Regions from separate parts of the Homo sapiens genome. Here region 2 is linked to region 1. A link is a loop called in an ENCODE intact Hi-C map of the cell type or tissue named here. Cell type or tissue: Caco-2. All regions are shown on one strand. Each heading gives the region's core, and the rest is flanking DNA. Links, peaks and the distances in the headings are about the cores only. Region 1 has its middle 16 kb from the start of SIK2. Region 2 overlaps LOC644277 (a long non-coding RNA gene).

Evidence for each region. Peaks named below come from ENCODE experiments on the same cell type or tissue, not always from the same donor. Only the 100,000 strongest peaks of a DNase experiment are listed, where the experiment ranks them.
Region 2: it touches region 1 in a loop (4-fold over the local background); 11 of 110 quality-filtered maps call a loop at or near these places.

Annotation. Positions count from the first base shown.
Region 1 is chr11:111,582,526-111,590,856 of GRCh38, reverse strand. No RefSeq gene overlaps it. Among named protein-coding and RNA genes, the nearest start is that of SIK2, 16 kb to the left of the region's middle. In Caco-2, for the core only: a CTCF peak has its summit at 4,345 (motif pointing left); DNase peaks (open chromatin) are centred at 4,357 and 6,434.
Region 2 is chr11:111,450,404-111,458,734 of GRCh38, reverse strand. LOC644277 (a long non-coding RNA gene) reads right to left here. Exons shown (of 4, transcript XR_001748381.1): 2 at 8,290-8,331; 3 at 7,326-7,488; 4 at 5,190-5,326. It also overlaps a transcript of BTG4 not described here. Among named protein-coding and RNA genes, the nearest start is that of MIR34BHG, 56 kb to the left of the region's middle. In Caco-2, for the core only: a CTCF peak has its summit at 3,855 (motif pointing left); DNase peaks (open chromatin) are centred at 738, 2,084, 3,394 and 3,844.

The DNA of each region.
Region 1 (8,331 bases), core at 189-8,188:
CAAAAATTCATTATTTTCTACTTTCCAGTGTATTACTCCAATTTCACTCTTTTACATATTCATAATTGTAGTAAATGCTCTAAAAGAAAAGAACTTCTTCGGAGTCCTGATCTAGTCTGGGGTTGGGGGTCAATAAGTTTTCCTCAGGAAACAAAATTTAAGGGGAGATGGGAAGAATCAGCAGGAGACAGTGAGGAGATGAGATATGGAGGGAGCCTTACCAGGGACAAAATTTCTGAGTATCTTGAGGTCAGAAAAAGCTGCAAGTGTTCCAGCTGGGTAGTGATGGGGGAGGAGAGGGATGGGGCTGAAGGGGAGGGGGACCATATTATGTGAGGTCCAGTATGTGCTCATTCATGATGCATGTTGTGACCCATGAGACTTGAAATGGGAAAAATTGACATAATTGTTGTTAGCTTATAAGCATTACTAGGAATTAATATTATGGAGATGTGATTCTACACAGTGAGATTTGAAAGCTGAAAGATTATATTTGCTAAAATATCTCCTCCAGCACACTGCTACTTCCCTTCTACATAGCCTTATTCCTTTGGATTAAACAAAGCAAATGTGGCAGTCTTCCAGAAGCCACTACTAAATTGTACTTAGTTTACCCGGAGAAAAAGCCTCTCCTTCGTCTCTGCTATTCTGATTTTTTTCCATTAGCTTCATGGTTGGTGTCTTAGTTTGTTCTGGCTGCCATAACACAGTACCTTAGACTGAGTAATTTATAAGTAATAGAAATTTATTTCTCACAGCTGTGGAGGCTAAGTCCAAGGTCCAGGAGTCGGCAGATTCAGTGTCTGGTGAGGGCTTGCTCTCTGCCTCTTAGACGTGCCTCTTGCTGCATCCTCATGGGGTGGAAGAAGGAGAGGGGTCTCTCTACAGCCTCTTTAATAAAGGCACTAACCTCATTCATGAGGGCTCCGCCCTTACCACCTCATCACCTCCCAAAGGCCCCATCTCTTAATATCATCACCTTGGGAGTTAGGTTTCAACACATGAATTTTGAGAGGACACATACATTCAGACCATAACAATTGGGTTAATTAGGTATTTGCATAGGGGAGAGATAAGCTTCAATGAGTGGAACGTGAAGAAAGCAAAGAACAGAGCAGTAACCTTTGGGGCATGATAGGGATGGGAGGCTCAGATAGGTAAGCATTGTGAAGGAGATTTTAAATCTTGGGTTGTCTTAGTACAGCTAAGGTCCCAGGGGATACTCGTTTCACAATTTTGTCCAGTATGTAAACCCTAAACCCCCAATTTTTTTTTGCCAAGATAAAGAATTAGCTGCATACCCCAAGATCAATCTTGGAGGAACTGTTTTGAATTGGTATTGTGTATTTCCATGTGTGTACTGTGTATATGTGGGGATGTGTGTGTATATCTGGATGTATATCTGTTGCCTGGGGCAGGAGACTTATGTGGAAATTAAAAGCAGAGGCTCAGACTGCTGATATAAGTGTCCACAAGGATAATGATCAGGACAGAACAGAAGCCAGAGTTTAGAAATAGAAAACTGGTGGGGATTGGATGACCTTGAGCATTTATTCTCCCACTGCACCACACCCTCCATCCCCTAGGGCTGGTGAATTACAATCCAGAAATGCCGTCTCTTCAGGCTGCTTCTCCTTGAGGGATAGAGGATAGTGTGAGTCTAAAGATAGGGCCCTGACCTGAAGAGTTGCTTGGTGGCGTGATACCCAGCCTAAGCAATTAATTATGATAGTCTGGTGCTTGGTGCCTGGATCTCTCCACCGTAGTGCTTGTCTCTTCCTCTCTCCTTGAGCTCACTGGATGTTGACACAGACTGTTTTTTTCCATTTTGAATGCTCAAACAGAATAGCTGATACCATCAGAGAAATATATACTCACAGGCCAAAGTAATGAGACATCTCAGGAGTACAGTTACTTCAAAATAAAGCAACAACTTGGATTATAGATGCCACCAGAAGCAAATATGTTAGATCAGATGGTTAACAAAATTAACAAATATAAAACAAGCATAATAAACAATGTTTATTGATCTAGTTTTTTTTTACTAATAACAGGATTTACTTTGAAAATCATATTTGGAAATAGTGCTATAGGATATAAAAATAGTGTGGGATTTGTTCAGAAATAAATATATGAAACTTTAAATTCAGAAACCAGACCCATGTATATATGTTTTTTTTTCTTTTTCTTTTTTTTTTTTTTTTTTTTTTGAGATGGAGTCTCACTCTATTACCCAGGCTGGAGTGCTGCTGCACAATCTCGGCTTACTGCAACCTCCGCCTCCCAGGTTCAAGTGATTCTTCTGCCTCAGCTTCCTGAGTAGCTAGGACTACAGGTGTGTGCCACCATGCCCAGCTAATTTTTGTATTTTTAGTAGAGATGGAGTTTTGCCATGTTGGCCAGGCTGGTCTCAAACTCCTGAGCTCAGGTGATCTACCAGCCTTGGCCTCCCAAAGTGCTGGGATTATAGACATGAGCCACTGCGCCTGACCATATATGGAATTTTGATATATGATAGAAGTGGTATGGCAGATCAATGGGGAAAGGAGGGACTATTCAATAAATGGACTTGTAAAAAATGGTTATCTAGGCCAGGTGCAGTGCCTCACACCTGCAATCCCAGCCCTTTGGGAGGATGAGATGGGTGGATCACTTGAGCCCAGGAATTCCAGACTAGCCTGGGCAACATAGTGAAACCCCATCTCTACAAAAAAATTAGCTGGGGATGGTGGCATGTGCCTGTGGTCCCAGCTACTTGGAAGGCTAAGGTGGGAGGATTGCTTGAGCCTGGGAGGTCAAGGCTGCAGTGAGCTGCGATTGCACCACTGCTCTCCAGCCTGAGCAACAAAGCAAGATCCAGTCTCAAAAAAAAAATCTATATGGAAAAAATGACATTGATCCCTACCTCATACCATATATAAAAATAAACACATAAATTAAATACTTAAATGTTAAAAGTAAAATTTTATAAATTTTATTAGCAAATATATGTCTTTCTGACTTTGAGCTAGGGAAGTATTAAGGACACAAAAAAGCCTCCAACCATAAAAGAAAATATTAATGAATCTGATTATATTAAAATTAATAACTTCTGAAAATCAAATATGAGATCCATAAATGTGAGATTCAAGGAAGGGAAGGTGGAGAAATGAATTGAGGGGAAGCTCATAGGTGGTTGTATGATTGTTAATATTCTAATTCTTATATTGGGTGGTTGGCTTACAAGTATTCATATTTTTATTCATAATAAGCAAATATATAAATAAGTACATAAGTATATATAAATAAAAACAAAAGAGTGGCCAGGCACGGTGGCTCATGCCTGTAATCCCAGCACTTTGGGAGGCCGAGGCGGGTGGATCACGAGGTCAGGAGATCGAGACCATCCTGGCTAACATGGTGAAACCCCGTCTCTACTAAAAATACAAAAAAATTAGCCGGGCATGCTTATAAGCTTATAATGCTTATAAGCTAACAACAATTATAAGTTGGAGGCGGAGCTTGCAGTGAGCCAAGATTGCGCCACTGCACTCCAGCCTGGGCGACAGAGTGAGACTACATCTCAAAACAAACAAACAAACAAACAAAAAGGGTGCTAAGCTTGTACCAGTGAAAAACAGTGTTTCATGAATCAAAGATAATCTGTGCACTTGAGCAGAAAAACATCAACTATCCCAACCATATTTTGTTTTTACTATTAGTTATCATTAATCTACACAACAATCCTATTTTTGATTACTACTATAATCCCCTTTTTACAGATGGATCAAAGCTTAGTGAGTTAATGTAACTTGCTCAAGTCCATGAAGCTAGTATATGACAGAATCAAGAATTTGAAGTCTCATCTGTTTGACTCTAGGTCCTGGGTCTCAACAATTAGGTTTAGGCCCCCAGGCACTTAAGACCATTTTACTCACAAAGGTACCCACTAAGAGCAATTATTGCTGAGGATAACAATCTCTAGATATGTGAAGGTAAAAGTTGACCTAACATTTGAATGTTTTGCCACACAAAGTGTGCCTTAGCAACTTGAGGAATTTACATGTGTGTCATAATGGAAAAAACTGTGTTAAAATGAAGTCACACATATACCATTGAGTAATAAGAATCTGAATGCAAGAGAGCTCAAGTAAGAAATGTCATGCACTGTTGGATCAAGAGTGATTCACTCCTGGAGTCTGCACAATGTTCCTCTTCCATATGCCCACACAGGAATGTAAAGATATAAAGAGAACGTTCACAAACTTTTCTAGCAGTTGTAAATTTGCTACACACCTAATGAATTCTGCTTTGTGACCTCACTAAAGCACCTTTGTTTCTTAGTTCTTTAAAGAACATCAAATGTAAGTCCCATGCCCCCTCTACTGGTCAGCCTCATTTTGTCATAAATGTTTTTCTAAATAGGCATCCATCCATCCATCCATCCCTGTGAACAAAGATACTTATTTCTAGTGTCCTGAGTCTTTCTGGAGAGGAGAGTTGGCAGTGGGAAAGAGAGAGGAGTATATATATATTTTTTTTGTGTGAAGAAGATAAAATGTCACCAAAAATCTGGCTTGTGGGCAGGTGCCATATAACTGAACTTATACCATAACTTTGGAGGAATAAGATTGGAGGTGTGGAGATCAGTTTTAGAGGCAGCATCTGTAGCCTTTGCTTTATACCCAAAAGTAAAAATTAAAAATAATCTGTTAATTTTCTTCAATTCATCATCCAATTAAACTTATTAGGTACTCTCACAGAGGTCTGTCTTATTGTGTATCTCTCTATCCACTTCCCCTAAAAGTAGTGCTCTCCTCTCCTTCCTGTGTTTACATGTCAGATCTATTCATCAGAGTAAAATGAGGACTTTTGAGGGCAGAAATCACATTTAATTTTCTGTCAGGTTCAGCCCCCAACTCCCAAATAGTGCATACCACATGGTAAATAACAATTATGCTACTTAGCTACCCCTCTCAAATTGCCACGTAAGAACAGAAAACATCCCCATTCAGTAGCCCAAGGAAATCCAAATCAAAAGGATAAAAGAAGATGCTGACCATGCACCAGAAGACTAAATACAGTAATTTTATTGTTGTGCCCATAATCACTATTTGACCAGAAACATTTCAGGATATGTTGATTCTCAGATGTTGGAGTTCAATGATCAGGTTCAGAAAACATCTATTAAAATGACTTCCCTTTTCCTCCACCTCTGAACCTCCAGATCCCTAAACACTGAAGAGGGCTAAACAATATGGTTCTTTTATTCTTTTCAACTCACATACTACTTGACCACAAAATCCTTATAGTAATATAGTAGCAACTTTGAGCATCAGGAAGTGAGACACGAGGCAGCCAGCTTCTATGGGCAAGGAGCCAGGAGCCCTGAGTTCTGCTCTTGGATCCACCATGTTGTAGCTAGCTAACCAGCGGAGAGTCACTTCATTTTAGTTTGTGTCTCAGTTTCTGATATGGTCATGCTTTGTGTTCCCCCCCAAATCTTATCTTTGGAAATTATAATCTCCATCATCCCCATGTGTCAAGGGAGAGACCAAGTGGAGATAATTGGATGATGGGGGCGGTATCCCCCATGCTGTTCTTGTGATAGTGAGTGAGTTCTCAGGAGATCTGATGGGTTTTTTGTTGTTGTTGTTGTTGTTGTTGTTTTGTTTTGTTTTGTTTTATGAGATAGAGTCTCGCTCTGTCACCCTGGGCTGAAGCACAGTGGTGCAATCTCAGCTCACTGCAACCTCCACCTCCCAGGTTCAAGTGATTCTCCTGCCTCAGCCTCCCGAGTAGCTGGGACTACATTTCACCATGTTGGCCATGCTGGTCTCGAACTCCTGACCTCAGGTGATCTGCCCACCTCAGCCTCCCAAAGTGCAGGGATTAGAGGTGTGAGCCACCGCACCTGACTGAGATCTGATGGTTTTATAAAGGGCACTTCCCCCTTCGCTTGCTGTAAATTAGTCTCGGGCAGTTCTAATAGCAGTATGAAATGGACTAATACAGTTTCCTTATTTGTAAAGTAGTAATAATCATATCTGCTTTATATACTAACTTCACTGGGTAGGCAGGTAATATCTTGTAAACTCTGTATGCTCTCTGGAGCGGTAAGGGGTGGGGCTGGGGTGTCAAACCACTTTCCCTTTTCCATGATGCATTCATATTCTGAAGACTTCAGACTGTCCTCAGACTGGGACAAGTGAAAACTGCCCGGGTTTAGAAGGCCCTGCATATCACAAACCACCCACAACACCCCCACCCACACACACATTATTAAAGAGCACATGACCCCTCTCTCAGTTTGGCATTCAGCACTGACACAGCATGGCCATAAGCCTAAATGTCCACTCTTACCACTAACACTGGTTAGGCCCCAGGAAACCATTCTCCATATCTCTTGCCTTATGTCCTCAAAACAGCAGGTGGCTGCATCTGAATGCCATAAAGACTTGCATGTTGGGCCTGGTGCGGTGGCTCATGCCTGCAATCCCAGCACTTTGGGAGGCTGAGGCAGTCAGATCACCTGAGGTCAGGAGTTCAAGACGAGCCTGGCCAACATGGTGAAACCCTGTCTCTACTAAAAATGGAAAAATTAGCTGGGCATGGCAGCATGTGCCTGTAATCCTAGCCACTCGGGAGGCTGAGGCAGGAGAATTGCTTGAACCCAGGAGGCGGAGGCTGCAGTGAGCCGAGATTGTGCCACTGCACTCCAGCCTTTTAAATAAATAAATATTAATAAACATTTATTATTAATAAATAATAATAAATAAATAAAAATAAAAGCTTGCAGTCTGTGGTATCCCCATTTTAAAATTACAAATTTTAATGTATATTTTGCCTTTTAATTTTAATAGATGGTTTTGAATATTTTAGAAAAGATAACTTTTTAACAATATATGAAAAACAATTTCATATTAAAATTTTTTGTATTTATATTATACTTTTGATAAAAATATAAAAATTTATACAGCTTGAATAGATGTATATTTTAATTTTAATCTTTTTTATCACTACTGTTGATAAAACACAAATTATTTGAAAATCTTGATTATTACAACTTAACTGGGCCAGGCATGGTGGCTCACATCTGTAATCCCAGCACTTTGGGAGGCTGAGTTGGGAGGATTGCTTGAGGCCAGGAATTCAAGACCAGCCTGGGTAACATAGCAAGACCCGATTTCTACAAAAAAATTTAAAAATAGCTGGGTGTAGTGGCACAAACCTGTGGTCCTAGCTACTCAGGAGGCTGAGGTGAGAGGATTGCTCGAGCCCAGGAGTTCAAGGCTACAGTGAGCTGTGATTGCACCACTGCACTCCAGCATGGGTGACAAAGTAAGACACTATCTCTTAAAAAAAAAAACCGAAACAACTAGTGATTTTGCTAAAATGAGAACAAAAAAAAAAATAGATGCTTCATAAGTAGATAGAATGCAGATTTCTTTTAAAAAGGCAAACTACTTTTAAGAGTATGAATTCTACCTCAGAGCAATAGAAATCTATTATATAAGTGATTTCTCAATCTGGGTTTCTTAAATGGGGTTATAAGAGGTATATCATGATTTGGGAGGGGAAGGGATTTCTCAAAGCCCTTGTTAAACATACTGCATGTTCTGGAATATCAATTGCCCTTTTAAACTTCTGTTTCTTTAAGAAAAACAGAGTAGGTTGTGGGACTTGAACGAATATTTAAGATAAACACAGGACTTTGGAAAAATTTTGCATTTCCCAATAATTTTGCTTTGGGTCACTTTCCCAGGGCTTTGAGTACACACCGGGGTGTGTGTGTGTGTGTGTGTGCGTGTGTGTGTGCATGTGTGTGTGTGTGTGTGTGTGTTGTGTAGCTTTCATTCTTCTCTGTCAGTACTTCAGTGGAAAAGTTTAGGAAGCACTGGAAGAAATAATAAACAACTTACTAGGACAAGAGTTCAGATTAGTATGCCTAGGAAAGAATTGAAAGAAGACAGTTCCTAATGGCCAGGCGCAGTGGCTCATACCTATTTGTAATCCCAGCACTTTGGGAGGTTGAGGTGGGCTTGATCCCAAGAGTTTGAAACCAGCCTGTGCAACATGGCAAAACCCCATCTCTACAAAAAAATGCATAAATTAGCAGGACGTGGTGATGCATGCCTGTAGTCCCAGCTACTTGGGAGACTGAGGGAGGAGGATCTTTTGAGCCCAGGAGGTTGAGGTTGAGGCTGCAGTGAGGTGTGATCACACCAGTCACTGCACTCCAGCCTGAGCAACAGAGCAAGACCCTGACTAAAAAAAAAAAAAAGAGGGTTACCTTCATTTGAAAAGGCATTACACCATGTTGCCAGCTTAATTGATTGTTTTTGTGTATGC
Region 2 (8,331 bases), core at 263-8,262, 130 kb after region 1:
CCTTGCCTTTCCTTGTATCAGGGCTGTCGGTGGGAGGTGGAGTTTTGGGATGAACTCCTTTCTTGCGTTTATTCGTGGGAAGTGGAAGACTGCTGCAGAATGAAGGTGAGAAGGGATTGAGGACTCAGGAGATTCAGGCTTTGCAGCTAGAGGACCCCAGCTGGGCAACTCATTTAACTCTCTGAATGTCAGGTTTCCCACTCTAAAATGGGTATCATAGCACCTGTTGGTGGTGTTTCATGAGCCATGAAGTAACAAGAGAATGTATGCTCCATAACATAACTCAATGGCATTGGCAAGAAATTAAGACAGGGAGGCAGTCAAGCACTCATGGGGTCGGGGTATGAAGTCATGGAGTTCCTTCTCTCTTCCCTTGGTCACGCATGTGCATGGCCAGTAGGGCTGCAGCCCTGTCCCTGAGCTTATGGGCCTAGGAGCATCAAAGCACCAGGTCATTCTGGGCCCGAGATATCGGGGCCTGAGAGCCTCTGGCCCAGATTCATCCATACCTATCCTGCCACCACTGGCTTCAATGTCATCTGCTGTCACCAGCTGCCTCTCCAGCCTCTGAGCCTGCTGCAGGACATGGTGCAGAGTCAAGGCCAGTGGCTGTCTCATGTCCTTAATGGCAGCCTCCAGAGTTTCCTGTACACCCGACTCTGGACTCTCCTGGCACGGCTGAAGCACTGCAATCACTTGCCTCTGGGCCACTAGCACATTGGTGTCCAGCAGGGCCTGTGGCCCTCCCATATGGGGCAATGTCTGGCCCTCTCGTCAGGAAGCCCCCTGGAGCCGGACTGTCTTCCTGCTCAGTGGCTCCACAAAGCTGTCACCAGGCAGCAAGAGGTTCCCCGAAGCATCTCGCAGCCCTCCCAGTACAAGTAGCTGAGCTGGAAGAAAGAAACCAAGGGGGCAAGGTGGGAGAGGGAACCAGCAGGGATGTAGGCAGGTGTGGCATAAGGGGAACTAGGGCACAAGGGTGGAAGTGAGCTGTGGGAGGGAAGGAGGAGGGGGAGAGGGAGGGGGCAGGGGGTAGAGCATGGTGGTGACAGGTGGAGAAATGGTCCTTTTTGGTTGAAAAGTGTCCATTAACTTTATAGAAGTACCTTGCTTCTCTTCCCCTCCCCAGGGGCACTGGAGTAGAGATGGGGAAGGGGAGAGGGAAGGTTGGGGGTAAGAGGCTGAGAGGATGAAGGGTGGAAAGAGGGTCGTGGGTGGAGTTTGTGGCTCAGATCAGAACATGGAGGGTGTAGGGGGCTGAGAGGAAGGGGACTGGGAGGCCAGGCCAGGCATGGAGGAGGGCGAGGGAGGACAATGCTGAGGGCTGCCGGGAGACCTGTGTTTTCATCCAACCCGACTCCCAGGATGGGCGAGATGCCTCCTGTGACTGGATCCTCCATGGGCCCCCCATCTCCAGAGGGGCCAAGGTCTTGGTGAGAGGATTGCAGTATGTCCTCCCAAGAGTGAGCCACTGCCTTGTTTGGGGGTGCAGATTCACAGCCAGCACGGGCACCTTGATGCCTGTGACGGGGTCTGTCATGAGAGCCCCCAGCGGGGACGTCCTTCTTGGCTGCAGGATGGGCAGGTGCGTGGCTGGAGGGGAACCTGTGGTGGGACTGGTTGGGTAGGGCACATAGGGCAGGATGGCAGCTTCTGATGTTCGGACACCACCTGGACAGGGATACAGGGAGCTGTTGGTACCCTTTAATGCACCAGCCTCCTTCAGCCCTGCAGAGCAGGACAGAGGGGCCTTGGGACCTGCCTCCTTTTACCATGCAGCTCATGGCACCTTCTGGATCCAGCAAGAATGTCAAGATGAGGAGGGGAAGGAAGTATTTACTACTCTGCTGGTCACCAAGCCCCACTGTCCAAGGAGAGAGCCCTGCGTCCTGTGCTGTGCTCCCTGGGAGCTCATTCCTGAGAGTCCCAGCAAGCCCTGCCTCATCTCTGAAGCCCAGAGCTGAGTTGGGGATAGTCAGTGGGCCAGGGGCTCACCGGCATTGGTGTCCATAGTGGGCACCAGGGTAGCTCTCAGCAGATCATATCCCAGGTGTCCAGCCTCGGGCAGCACCCTCCCAGTGTCAGGGTGGATGAAGTAGCCAGGGGGTATGGAGCCTGCGTGGCCGCTGGCTGGAAGCATCAAGGAGTTGGGGCCAGGGACCATCAACTTGGTGACGGGGTTCACACTGATGTCATCAGCACCAGGAGGGCCTGCTGGGGCTGCAGGAAAGCAATCATTGCCTGCTCAGCCCTGGGCTGGGGGCCGGTGGGAGAGGGAACATGCGGGGACTCCCTTGGCTGGTGACTGGAAGGAGCTGGTGAGAACTCCTCCCCAGCCTCCACAGACATTGTGCTCCTGAGGGGGCAGGGGTCTCATCTTTGCTAACTCCAGAGCAGTATTCCACGTGCCATTGTGATATCATTGCGCAGGCCGGCAGAGACTGGAAAAGCCTCGGGAAATGGTGGCAACAGCCTACAGGGGGGCTACGGGATTCCCAGGACTCAGCAGGCCTGCGAGACCCCAAGACAGGTTCATCATTTACCAAACTTGGCCGTTTGCCTTCATCTGCCAGGCTTTTATTTTCAGGAAGTGCCTCCGGATCTATAAAGCTATGACTTGCCATGGCTTTGTTTCTTCCTTGGTTCTTCCCACTTTCGAGGCTCCTTCTTCTTTTGGGCAGGCATTGCATGGGAAGCCCCTCCCGACCTTGGGGTGTCCGCTCTGTTTTGCCCTCTTCTACCTCTCCTCCCCTGCTGGGTGTCTGGGGGTGGAACTGGAGTTTCTACAGGGCTAGTTGCCCTGATTCAGGGCCAGGTTTCCTGGGGGGCCCTGGCTGAGGCCCAAGCAAAGCTCACCTGGCCTCAGTAGCTCCGCCCCAGTGCCGGTGCCCAGAATGCCCCAGGCCTTCAGGCGGTGGCCCTCCTGCAGCACGACCTGGGACAGGTGGCCCAGCACCGTGTCCAGCTGGGGAACTGCCCTGCAGGGGCACAGGAGCAATCAGGGGTGGGAAAAGGACGTTTTGTTTTGGCCAGTTCCGGGACCCCCTGCAGCCACATTCTCTCCTCCCCATTTCATGTCTCCCTAAGTCTGATCCAGGTTGGCCAGATCCACACTTTTCTGGGTTCTGCCCAGCCGGAGAGGATTTCTCTGACCTGGAGCCCATCTGTGCTTTCAACTGCTGCTGAACCTCCCTCAGCGTCGAGCAGAAAGAGGCCCACTGCTCCTGCCTCCCGAGGAGGTTTTGGCGAAGGAGCTTGAGTTGGTGACGAAGGCTGGCTGCGTACTCGCCTGCCAGGTGCCTCCTCCGGCTGGCCTTCTCTTCTGCAGCCCAGGCAGCTGCCTCAGCAGCCTGGGTCAGAGACAACCCTGCCTGCTCACCTGCAGGCGCTACAGCCACCAGGGACAGCAAGCTCGGGGACACCCCACTCACCTTGGGAACTCCAGAGTTATTCTGGACAGGCATGGCAGCAGCGGCAAAGGGGATGAGAAATTCCCAGAGATGGTGGGAACTGTAGGTAAGAGCTTTAGGGCCAGGGAGATGGAACAGGTTGGGGAGGTGCTAAGGGAGGGAGCCTGGACCTCAGTGAGGGGAGGGAGTTGTGTTTGGGCACAGAGACCAGAGAGGAAGGCGTGAACCAAGCCCACCTGCTGCTGCTCCCTCTGCACGCTCCTCAGAAGCCGGTTAGCGGAGGCTGGGAGGCAGCGCCTTGTTCCCCACAGCTGCTGGAGAGAACGGGCTTCACCCAGAAGTTTAAGGTAGAGGAGTTTGAGCTGTGAGAGAGGGTGGATTGAGTGTGTGTGAACTCTGTTCCCGGAGCCACCCAGCCTCTCACTGTTGTGATTGCAGCGCCCCCTGCTGCCAACAGCTGGAGAGACTCCAGAACCCCACCCCCCAACCCCCAACCCCCAACCCAGACACTTGGAAAGAGTGAATGAGGACAGACACTGGCTCGTCCCAGCCAGTCTCAGCATGCACATTCTGCTGGGGAAGCCCTGGCCCAGTTTTGGTACTTGGACTTCTAATGTATTCTTTTTGCTTCTAATGCCTGCCATCTACTGGCATAAATTTGCTCACCTAGTTGGGCTACCGAGGACTAGGGATGGAGATCTGAGAAGGAACTCCAATGGTGGCCTTGGTAGAATCCCTATTACTGGTCCGAAGCCCTAGGTTTCATGAAATCAGTTCTAATTTTAATCTGAAATCCTCTATCTCCCCTTCCCATATACTCTCCTTTATTCTGATTCCTTTAGGACTCTATGTTCCATATTCTTTGGACTCTATGTCCTATAACCAACTCTCCTGAAGAGGAGACTCTTTCTAGCCCCACATGTTCCTCCAGTCTTGGGTAGAAGTGTTGCCTGGAGCTGCCAGTTACCTCTTCCTTCGTGTGGCTGAGTTTGGCTGTCACTGACAGAGACTGCCTGAGGCAGTCTCCAAAGAAGGCCTCTGTGTCAAACCACTCCAGATCTACCTGCTCCTCAGCCTCCCAGCTCCCACCTGTGGGGGTCGGAGGGAAGAAGGATTATCCTCCTGAAATGCAAATATGAGCTTCCCTACAGATCTTCCATGCATCTTCTTCCTATAGAGCCTCAACAGTCCAGGCACAGTCTTGCTACTGAAAGTGTAGTTCTTGGGTAAGGAGCATCAGTGCTACTGAGGAATTTGTTAGAAATGCAGAATCTCAGGCCTCATCCAAGACCTACTGAAGCAGAAGATCCCCAGGAAATTCATATCTACATTAAAGTTCTAGGAGCACAAACAAATCCCAGTGTGGCTGTCTGAGGACCATGCTGTGAGTAGCAAGGATAGAAGGGGAACCCTTCAGTGTGACATACAATAAATACCTTCTGCAACTTGCTCCTCTAGATAGTACTGGTCACTGTGTAACTTGGCTGCTTTGTACACGGTTATACTATGTTTCTTTTGGAAAGTGTGTTTAGATGTCTCTTTCCTGCTCTATATTGCCTATGCCTAGTGCCCGGCAGTGTTATGACATACAGTACCACTCAGAAAAGATTTTTTGAGCAAATCAGTGGATGAATGAAGAGGAATTGAGAATTGAGCAATCTTGGAAGATGGAAAAAAGAAGCAGGAGCTGGCTAGTTGGATTTGGGGGTGCCTCTGGGATTCTAGCCCACCTGTCACTCACCAGGACCCCCCTCAACCCTGGGGGCGTCAGAGTCTTGGTGAGATCGGCCTCTCCTTATTGACATTATCCCAGTTCTTGGGGAAGTGTAGGCATCGAGGTTGCATTCTTGCTGATGTCTCCTGAAGGTGGGGTGGGGAGCAGCCTTCCGAGCCCAGCTCAGGCTGTGACACTGCATCTACAGAGTACATAATGGGGAGTGGGAAGGGAAGGGCGAGCTGAGGGAGCAGCATCCTTCCTGAAGACTCTGAAAGGAAACAGGTCGCACTTCACCGTGGTTAGGGAGCACCTCATCCTCTCTTGCTTGGACTAATTGTTTAGGTCTCTGTCGTTTTTCCCCCTCTGATCCATCTCTGTCCTCCACCCTACTGCTAGAGTACAAATAAAAGTTGGACCAGGTTTTCTCACTTGCTGAAAGTTCTTATCCCTTGCCTAGGGGTTAGAGTCCAAACTTCTTAGCAGGGCCTGGAGGCCATCCCATTTTAGTCTCCCTCCCAGTTCCAGCCTTATCCTTGTCCTCACACCTCAGCTCCAGTCATGGGAAACCCCGTTTGGTCACCAGAGGAGATGTGTGTTGTTTCATGCCTATGTGCTTGCTGTGCTCACAATACTCCCCTTCTCATCTCTGTTCCTCCTCCCCACTGCGTACCCCCTCCTCAACTTACCAACCCTCTGGTAGTACAGGGACCACATTATATTAATAATTCTCCTGTTTCAAACCTCATTCAGGCATCAACTCTTCCGGAAAGTCTGTCCTGACCTCCACCCTCTCCAGGGAGAACAGTCAACTCCTGCCTTGGTGTGCACCCTGGACATGCTTTAGCTAGCTCCATTATATTTGCTGACATGTATTTGTTTCAAGCCCTGGAGGCTTGAAACTGCACCTTTGTCACCTTTGCATCTTAGCAACTATTAGAATGCTTATCATAAACAGGAATGGAAGACCCACTTATAGGGGATTGGAGAGGTGGTCTTGTGGAGTGGTTAAGATGTCGCTTGTCTGGCTTTACTCAAAGCCCCAGGAGCAGCACAATCTCCCCCAGGAGTCCTGGCCAGCCAGACCTCTTCAGGGCCTGGGGGATCCTGGCGATGCCAGTCTGGATGAGATACCTGGGAGTTGTGGAGGCAAAGGGCCCTTCCCCACAGCACTGGCCCCCTGGCGGGAGGGCCCGGACATAATGGATGGAAAGAAGTCTGTTCAGTCTTTGTCCCACTGTCTGCCAGAGACTGGCCACAAGACAGAGTGGGACCCACGCCGGCCAACACCGACCAAATAGTTGGATGACTGTGTAAACCTGGGGACTGGGAGGCAGAATCAGAGTTTTCCTGGGAAACTTGTTCACATCAGATGACTCAAATCAGATGACTATCTGTATGAGGGAGCTGTGTGCATGTTCTGGGACTAAGCCAGTAAAACCTCTTGGATGTTGTGCTGACAGGGAGATACTAAATGCTGTGTGTGGCACTAACAGCACACCTGGATCAGTGTGGTGGTGCAATGTGCAGGTCACACAGATAAAACCATGCATAGGTGGGCTTGGCAGATGGGGGTCGGGGGGAGACAAAGTGGAGGATTGGGAGAGATAGCCAGAGGTCCTAAGCCGCTCAATGCCATTGATGTCCCTGAATACATACTTGTGTTCCCATCCTCTCAACCTTCCCCTCCTTGCACAGCACATGCTGGGTTGCTGTGAAATGAACTTTGGCATCCCAGGACCATCTGTTAGCATTGTGGGACCCTGAAACTGATAGGGACATCAGGGCATCTCCTTCCCTGCAGATCTGTCTGAGCTGGTTATGAGGCAGTATTTATTTTTTTTTTGAGACAGAGTTTCACTCTTGTTGCCCAGGCTGGAGTGCAGTGGCACGATCTCGGCTCACTGCAATCTCCACCTCCCGGGTTCAAGCGATTCTCCTGCCTCAGCCTCCCAAGTAGCTGGAATTACAGGCATGCACCACCATGCCCAGCTAATTTTGTATTTTTAGTAGAGACAGGGTTTCTCCATGTTGGTCAGGCTGGTCTCGAACTTCCGACCCAGGTGATCTGCCCTCCTTGGCCTCCCAAAGTGCTGGGATTACAGGTGTGAGCCACCACACCTGGCCTGCAGCAGTATTTTTTAAAGAGAGGGGAAATAATGGGATAATGTCTTAAATGAGGCAAATTATCGTAGACAAACCATCTTCCGATGTCGGTTGCTGCTCAGACGAAAGACATAAATGCCCGGCTTTTGGAACTGCTGCAGAAAGAGGCTGAGGCTTTGCTCATAGAGCTGGGACTCCTCAGCCAGGGCCCGGAAGCGCCGCCAGTCATATTGCTCCAGTGTGTTATAGAAGTGGCCCCTGAGGAGAGAGAAAGGAGGGAATACGTTGCCTTTGGGAGTGGTGGCTGATGCAGGGGCATTTCCTCTCTAGGGCCTCCATGATGATGGGGCTGTGGTCTCTGGACACTCACAGGTCATACTCTGGGTAATGCTCATGAGTCACCAGGAAGGCCAGGGTATCATTGACTTGGAGGCAGACTGTGGGGTTTCGGATGCCTGGCTCTGGGGGCAGCAGATCCCCAAGATGTGTGGAGTTGAGGCTCAGTGACCAAGAAGAGTCCAGATGTCCTTCCCTAGACTTTCCTAGGTAAGATTCAGAGAATGAGGGAGAGCTGCCACTCTTCAGATGGGTTTGTGCTGGGACCTGGGAAGGGTAGGGGAGGGATAGGAGGGGCAACAGGTGAGCTGCGATGCCCACCTGGATCCTGGTCTGGACACCTGGGATCCCCGAGGGGAAGGCCTAGGGAGTGTAGTAGCTCACCATCTGGTCAGGTCAGGCCCAGGAAGCCAAGCGCTAGAACAAGCAGGGATTCCCTCTGACCCTGCAGGGACCGGGGTAAGAGTTTTCCCAAGAGCATGTATATAATCAGCAGCTGTTCAGCCTGGTTTGCACGTGGTAGCTTCAACTTTCTGAAACATTGAGGGGGGTCAGAATTTGCATGCAGTTCTCAGGGAGCCCTCCCTAGGGGAGTGGTTGCCCTGTCAAACCTCAGCTTCTGGTCATGGGACAGAGCACACGCCCTGGTAAGGACAAGGCTTGCATGTGTGTGGTCCCGAGCCACAGGCCTCCCTGTGGCCTCCATCTGTCCAGCTCTCTTACCATCCATCTTGACCACATAGAGGGGGACAGACTTCTGCCCTA